2 separate regions of the Homo sapiens genome follow, and region 1 is linked to region 2. A link is a contact called in ENCODE Hi-C or POLR2A ChIA-PET data. All regions are on one chromosome and are shown on one strand. Each heading gives the region's core, a stretch centred on a gene start or an enhancer-like site at or near the end of the contact. The rest is flanking DNA. Distances are from core to core; before and after follow the strand shown.

Region 1 (3,768 bases), core at 1-2,500, 69 kb after region 2:
GAAATAATAGCATCACCTGGTACCAAGAAACTGCTTATTGAAGGCCCAGCACAGTAAGGGGCTAAGGAATCAAATATTTATGCCAGCTGCTCCTTACAGTACTACGAATAAGGACCAATATGCTACTTTCATTTCCACAAGAGCTTTAGCAGAACTAACGACTGTCTGACCTCTACCTTCTTATTTTATTCTTGAGGTTTCCACTACTAAAGTATAGGAAGGTCCTGGTCTCAAAAATAGCCACACAGGGCAAAAGGGAAAAACAAATAAAAGCCTGGTTCAGAAACGCCCCATCCTCTGTTAAGTTCAAGTCTTTACATTTCAAAAGACAGCCTTAGAAATTAAGCTCACCACAGTGCTGATCTTCTTCTTCCCATCGGTAGCTCTTAACAGACACTTGTTGTCTGCGGGCTCAAAGCCCTCCACAGTACCCTTCTTTGGAATGGGTTTGGTTCGACCGTCATCTGAAGGAAAAAATGCATCCTGGTGAACACGGCCGCGTACGTGGCTGAGCGGCAGACAAACAGTTAAAACAGAGGAGTGGGGTAAGTGATGACCTAACCCAGCCCCGCTGCTCTAGTTTTGTTAAACACCTCATCTGCTATCACGGTCTGGCGAAACCCTGGAGAAACTATTATTTCCACGACGGAAACATGTAATATCGAAGCACGTTAAATTCCACTCAAAGTGGCGGCGTCTGGGATCCCTGACAAAGAGCCCTGGGCTGCTTGGGGCCCATTGTTACCAGAAGCAACCTAGGCGGCTCAGTGCTGGGGACTGAGCCAGCTACAATCCCTACTATTTTCCGGGCCCGAAGCCCCGAATGTGCTCAGTACAGGGTGGGGAAAGGTAGAGGAAGGCGGCGGTCCGCGGCAGACAGACTCCGGTGGCTCCCAGACACCGGGAACCCAGGGAGCATCGCCCGGCTCCCCTCCCGCTGCTTACACTTCTTCAAGGTGATATAGACGCTGCCCGACGTCCGGCACTTCTGGAAAAGTCTGGTCAGCTCCGTCAGGAACTGGAAAACAACAGGCCCAGCCCCGTTAGCCAGCCCCAAATCCTCGTCCTGCCGCGTCAAGGCCCTGGTCCTCCTGCAGGAGGCACAGGTCTCGAGTAACGCCTGAGCCGCCCCCTTCCCTCGGCCGGCCAGGCCTAGCCATACCTGCTCGCTCTCCAACAACACCATCGCGGCGACGCTGGCTCGACTCCCTCCGCTTAAGCCCCTAGCAGTGAGAGCCGGAAGTTCGGCCTAGGCTGGGCGGGACTTCCGCTACTAGACTTCCATTGTCTTCCACCAATCTCTTCTCTTCCACCAATCCCGGCCTGCGCCCTCCCCCCTCCCCGCCCGCCTAGCGCCCGCGCCCTGGGACGTCCGGGGGCCTGTGACCCGGAGGCGCTGGGGCTGTCCTGGGTCGTCACATGCGAGAAATCGTCTCACCCCAGCCAGTGTGACGGAGTGAGAGCAAAAGAAAGTTTTGATAGCAGCGTACGATTTATATTCAGCTGTATGCTGGGCAGGTAACCTAACAACTCAGTGACTCAGTTTCCTTATCCATAAAGTAAGGGTAATGATAGTATCTACCGCGCAGTGTGGTCGTGAAGCGTAAATGAAACTCAGATTAAATACGTAGAACAGTGCCTGGCACATAGAGCGTGTTCAGTAGGTATCAGCTATTGTTCTTTTCATTATTGTCATTATAAGTTCCTGTAGAGATCCTTTAAACTCTCCCTAAACGCTGACCTGCAGCTCTAGCCAGAAGGGCTGGGCCGGGCGTGGTGGCTCACGCCTGTAATCCCGGCACTTTGGGAGGCCGAGGCGGGTGGATCACGAGGTCAGGAGATTGAGACCATCCTGGCTAACACGGTGAAACGCTGTCTCTACTAAAAATACAAAAAAGTTAGCCGGGCGTGGTGGCGGGCACCTGTAATCCTAGCTACTCGGGAGGCTGAGGCAGGAGAATGGCGTGAACCCAGGAGGCAGAGCTTGCAGTGAGCTGAGATCGCGCCACTGCACTCCAGCCTGGAAGACAGAGCGAGACTCCGTCTCAAAAAAAAAAAAAAAAAAAAAAAAAATGAGGGGCTGGAGCCCAGTCTTTAGTTCTACCTCTGATTAGTCAGGAGAACTAGGTTGTAAGCCCTCTCTGCCACTAGCCAACTTGAACCCTGGGCCCTCTATAAAGTCAAGCATTCCACCACACAAGAGGTTTTCGCTGAGTGCCTCTCAGTCTGTGCCAGGCACGGTTGTAGAGGTTGGGGATGCAGCAGGATAAGAAAAGCTAAGTTCCTGGTTTCCTGGAAGTTGGGTTAAAGGGGCAGGGAGGAAATAAACAATGAAGCAAACAAGTAAGTAGTACAGCTTCAGATAATGAATTCCGTGAGACAGCCTAAGCAGGGCTGTATAATGAGAGTGGGAAGGGGACTGCCTGGGTTGGGGTCAGGGGAGTTCTCGTCGAAAAGGAGAACTTTGAGTTGAAAGCTGAAAGGACCAGCCATCCAAAGATCTAGGGACACAGTGTTTCAGACACAGGGAACGGCTAGAGCAAAACCTTCAAAGGGGAAACAAGTTGCCCTGTGTCTGTAAGACTGGCAGGTGCGGGTGGGGGTGAGGAGGGCTTGTGGAGCAAGGAGTAAAGGAGTATGGAGAGGTAGCTGGGGACCAGATTATGTAGGGCCCGTGACCATAGTAAGCCTGGATTTTGTTCTAGATACAAAGAGAAGACTCGTTAAGGAAGTTTTCAACAGAACACTGAAAATCTGATTTATATTTTTTAAAGATCCCCCTGTCTGTGTTGTGGAGAATGCACTGTAGAGAGACAGGGCAGGAAATGAGGAGCCCAGTTAGGAGATTCAAACTTAATGGCTTAAATATGTTCACTCTCTGATTTCACATTTTCTTCCAAATGGCCAGCGCCCGTTGCCCACTTCCTGCCCTAGGCTGATGACCTTGTGTAGCCAACCTGTATTGGCTTTTGGTTCTCCAGCATTTGAACCTGTTTGCAATCCCCTGTTGTGTGGGTTTTGGTGAGAGGCAATAAATAAATAAATAGAAGGGTCAGAGGGTCACTCTCTCAACTGCCCTCAGCACCTGGGCTCAAGCATATGACCTAACGTGGGTCAATCTGGTGCTCTCAACCAGGACTTTGACTTCTGAGCTAGTAATACCAAGGCCCAGGGCTCTTGCATGGGTGTCCAGTCATTTGAATGTGAGGATGTTTTTGCTCATCTGTATTGGCAGATATCATGAAAATTATGCATGGGCCCTTTTTAAAAAAATTTTATCTCATCAGCTATCATTAGTGTTAGTGTGTTTTACATATGGCCCAGGACGATTCTTTCAATGTGGCCCAGGGAAGCCAAAAGGTTGGACACGCATGCTAGAGGTTATTCATATGGTGCCATCACAAAGTGGTCTTGTGTTGGCGGCCCTATAGGAGGGGTTTTCACCAGACTGTTCTAATCTTTGCTAGTCTTGAGGTGTGCGAAGATGACTCCCCAATTTTTAATTATAGCTTTTACCTCTGTATTGAGCTCCAAACTTGCATATTCAGCTGTCCACTTGGTAGTTCCACCTGGATGTGTAATGAGCATCTCAGATATTACGTGACCAAATCAAAACTTTTTACTTCCCACATCTTTGCTATTTATTAAATGGCACCACCGTCTGACCAGTTACTCAAATAAAAACAACCATGAATCATCCCAGATTCCTTTTTCTTTTTGAGGCAGGGTCTCACTCTGTCACCCAGGCTAGAGTGCAGTGGTGCAATC
Region 2 (3,440 bases), core at 194-2,693:
GTTTCTTCCCTTTCTGACACTCTTTGTTTTTTACCTTCTTTTTCCCAATCATTTGCTTTTATTCACTTCTTCCATTTGCAACATTTCTTTTACCCTTCACATTTCTTTCCCTATTCCACCTATCGCAGTAGCCAGTTGGCCTGGTTTACATTGTTATGCTCTGTCACTGATGGTCTTACCATTACAGATGTGAAAGTAGCTGCACCTGTGTTTGAGATTGTTTTTGTGTAAAGTGAATATGATATATATATATATATATACACACACATACATACAGTTGTGGAAAGGGGCCAAGTTTGATTCTTTATGTTGGTTTCTCGCCTTGAAGTATATGAAAATATTAAGATTTCTAAAGAAATCTTTTATGGTATCTTTTTAATGCAATGGAGCTTTAAACATATTTATTTAAATGCACCCTAACAATGAGGTTGGCCAAAATGACAAATATGATGATAGAATCACAGATGGAAAGTTTCATTTCCATCTTCAAAATGTCACCTTTAGTGTTCTGCCTTCTTCATTGATGAAGAGTAATTTAGTCAAGGTTAGCAATAGCATCATGTGTTGTTAAAAACAGTACTGGGAGGTTTAAGTAGAAGTACCTTTCCTTTCCCGTTTAGTAGCAAAATGAATGGGCTCGGTAGGTAAAACTTTCCTAGTTCTCTTCTTAAATAGCTGTATGCTCTGTCAGTTTTAAACTTGAGATCAGCACAATTTCTTATTCTTTTTTTTTTTTTTTTTTTTTTGAGATGGAGTCTGGCTGTGTCGCCCAGGCTGGAGTGCAGTGGTACGATCTCAGCTTCCTGCAAGCTCCGCCTCCCAGGTTCACGCCATTCTCCTGCCTCAGCCTCCTGAGTAGCTGGGTCTACAGGCGCCCGCTACTACACCCGGCTAATGTTTTGTATTTTTAGTAGAGACAGGGTTTCACCATGTTAGCCAGGATGGTCTCAATCTCCTGACCTCGTGATCCGCCCACCTCGGCCTCCCAAAGTGCTGGGATTACAGGCGTGAGCCATAGCGCATGGCCTTCTTATTCTTTTAACAAGATTTTTCTTTAGACTATTTTGTATACTTCTCTCCCTGGAGTGGTTTGATAGACTGTGCTTGGTTAAGGAGCTGCCAAGAACTGTTTTTATGAACTTTGCTGTCCAGCCCTGGTTAACAAAAGAAAAATGCCATTCACAAAGAATGAAAACAGCAACCTTCCATTTGTAGTTATATTTTTACATATTAGTGAACACCCTTTGGAGCAAGATTTTGTTTCAAATCAGCCTCTGTGATGGGTAAGACTCTGGAGTCAAAACATCTGGGTTCAGGTCTCACCTCTATGTCCTACTGGCTGAGTGAATTAACCCCCTGCCCTGCGTTTCCTCCTCTGTGAAACTGGGATAATAGCACTGCCTACCTCATGAGGTGGTTGTGAGGATTAAATTAGTTAACAGCCATAAAGTGCCTGGCACTTGGCCCAGACTGAGTCAGTGCTGGTTTTCATCACCATCCTCAGTAGTGAGAACTATGAAGAAATGTGGGTGTTGCCAGGCATTTTATCCCTTTTTGTTCAAAGCTGAACCTTTTCTATATACGGCTACCCTGTTGCCAAAATTATTGATTCAGAGAAGTTCATTTTTAAAGTGAGATCTTGGTGGCTATAAATCTCTTAAAAATACTGTGCATTCTAGGTAGGCTGTAACATTTTTCTGATCCAGATTTACTTTCAAGTCAATAACATTTATGTCACAGTTGAGTTACAGTTGATAACGCAATTCAGAAACCCAACAGGGCATATATAGGGATGCTCATTGCAGCATTTTGTGAAAATGTGAAAAATTGGAAATAATCTCAACAGTAGGAGAATGTGTAAATAAATTCTGGTAGGTCCACGCCTATACAGAAGTTTAAAAAAAATCTTTAAGTACTGGCTTAGAAAGAGCTCCAAGACACATGGTGGAATGAAAAAAGCAAGCTGAAGAATAATGTATATAAGATGATATTGCTTAAAAAAATCAAAAAACAATACTATTTTGTTTGGATGGTTGTATGTTTATGTGTATAAATGCATAGAAAAATCTCTACAATGAGACACCCTAAGTGGAAGAAAGAATTGGAAGGGGAGGTTGGTCAAAGGCTTTATCATTATCAGTAATGTTTTAATATTTGCAAGGAGAAGGTATATATGTTTTAATGATATAATTAAAAAGTAATTTTAAATTTAAAGGAAAATACGGTATCTTATACAAATGGTTTTATTAGAATTTTTTTGCCTGTTCAAGCTATGAAATTAGGAGTACCTTGCTTTTTACTGCTGCAACATAAAAAAAAGTTACCATTTATGATAGTTGCTGTCACCACTTTGTATGTATAGATTTTTAAGTCCAGAACTCACAACGACAGTTGATTCTTTTAAGTATATTGTTTTAATTATAGGTCAAGTGCTACCAAGTCGTACTACTTGGGCCGTTGTAATGAAAGTAGCTTGGCATGGTGGTTCATGCCTGTAATCCCAGCATTGCAGGAGGCCTAGGTGAGAGTATCTCTTGAGTCCAGGAGTTCAAGACCTGCCTGGGCAACATAGTAAGACCTCATCTCTACTTTTTTAAGTATTCCAGCACAGCAGGGCGTGATACCTCACACCTGTAATCCCAGCACTTTGGGAGGCTGAGGCAGGCAGATCACTTGAGGTCAGGAGTTCAAGACCAGCCTGGCCAACATGGCAAAACCCCATATCTACTAAAAAGACAAAAATTAGCCATGCATGGTGACACTCACCTGTAATCCCAGCTACTTGAGAGCCTGAAGCAGGAGAATCGCTTGAACCTGGGAGGTAGAGGTTGCAGGTTGCAGTGAGCCAAGATAGTGCCACTGCACTCCAGCCTGGGCAAGAGAGCAAGACTTCGTCTCATAATAAAATAAAATAAAATGAAAATAAATAAACAAAACATTCCAGCATGGTGGTACACGCCTGTAGTCCCAGTTACTCAGGAGGCTGAGGCAAGAGGATGCTTTGAGTCTAGGAGTTCGAGGCTGCCATGAGTGATGATCGCAACACTGCTTTCCAGCTTGGGTGACAGAGCAAAACCTTATCTCAAAAAAAAAAATTAAAATTAAAAAAAAAGGCCAGCTTAAATCAGTTACAGTTTAACTACTTAGACTTTAACTTAGACTTTAGCTTGCATTGAAATCATTTGGAGCTCTTGTTAAAGCACAGATCACTGTCCAAACCTCCAGAGATGCTGATTTACTAGGTCAGGGGTATAGTAGAATTTGTATTTCTAACATTTTTTAGGGGATACTGATGCTACTGGCCAGGGACCCCACTTTGAGAAGCCCTGGGTTAAAGGTATGGCTTGTTTTTCTTCATTAAAAAACAAAACAAGAATTGTCTATTACACCATTAAACAGTAAGTTAATGGGTTCAAGGAATGAAGATTAAAAGAAAGTAT

Evidence for each region. A loop is a pair of places that touch in the nucleus more often than their neighbours do. ChIA-PET counts read pairs that join two places held with the same protein, here RNA polymerase II (POLR2A). Pooled maps may share reads with other maps.
Region 1: a pooled map shows a loop between it and region 2 (7-fold over the local background). The contact joins the promoter of SRP14 here to the enhancer-like site in region 2. A Hi-C loop is called at or near these places in 4 of 168 maps with a recorded cell type or tissue (PC-3, chondrocyte, endothelial cell of hepatic sinusoid and 1 more) and 3 of 50 pooled maps. POLR2A ChIA-PET finds 5 or more read pairs at or near these places in 9 of 52 experiments (AG04449, H1, MCF 10A and 5 more).

Annotation. Positions count from the first base shown.
Region 1 is chr15:40,037,931-40,041,698 of GRCh38, forward strand. SRP14 (signal recognition particle 14) reads right to left here and starts at 1,251. Exons shown (of 5, transcript NM_003134.6): 1 at 1,163-1,251; 2 at 946-1,018; 3 at 352-464. The coding sequence starts at 1,186. It overlaps SRP14-DT (SRP14 divergent transcript), which reads left to right and starts at 1,381. Exons shown (of 3, transcript NR_040060.1): 1 at 1,381-1,518. It overlaps LOC124903471 (a long non-coding RNA gene), which reads left to right. Exons shown (of 2, transcript XR_007064596.1): 2 at 1-479. RefSeq lists enhancers at 269-1,214, 915-964, 985-1,164, 1,215-2,159 and a silencer at 1,245-1,454.
Region 2 is chr15:39,968,633-39,972,072 of GRCh38, forward strand. The region is part of intron 9 of EIF2AK4 (eukaryotic translation initiation factor 2 alpha kinase 4); the gene reads left to right. Among named protein-coding and RNA genes, the nearest start is that of EIF2AK4, 36 kb to the left of the region's middle. Within about 2 kb of position 1,444, at least 6 of the 41 ENCODE cell types and tissues checked have a DNase peak (open chromatin) inside an H3K27ac peak, as active enhancers do; they include PC-9, where a contact is called at or near this core.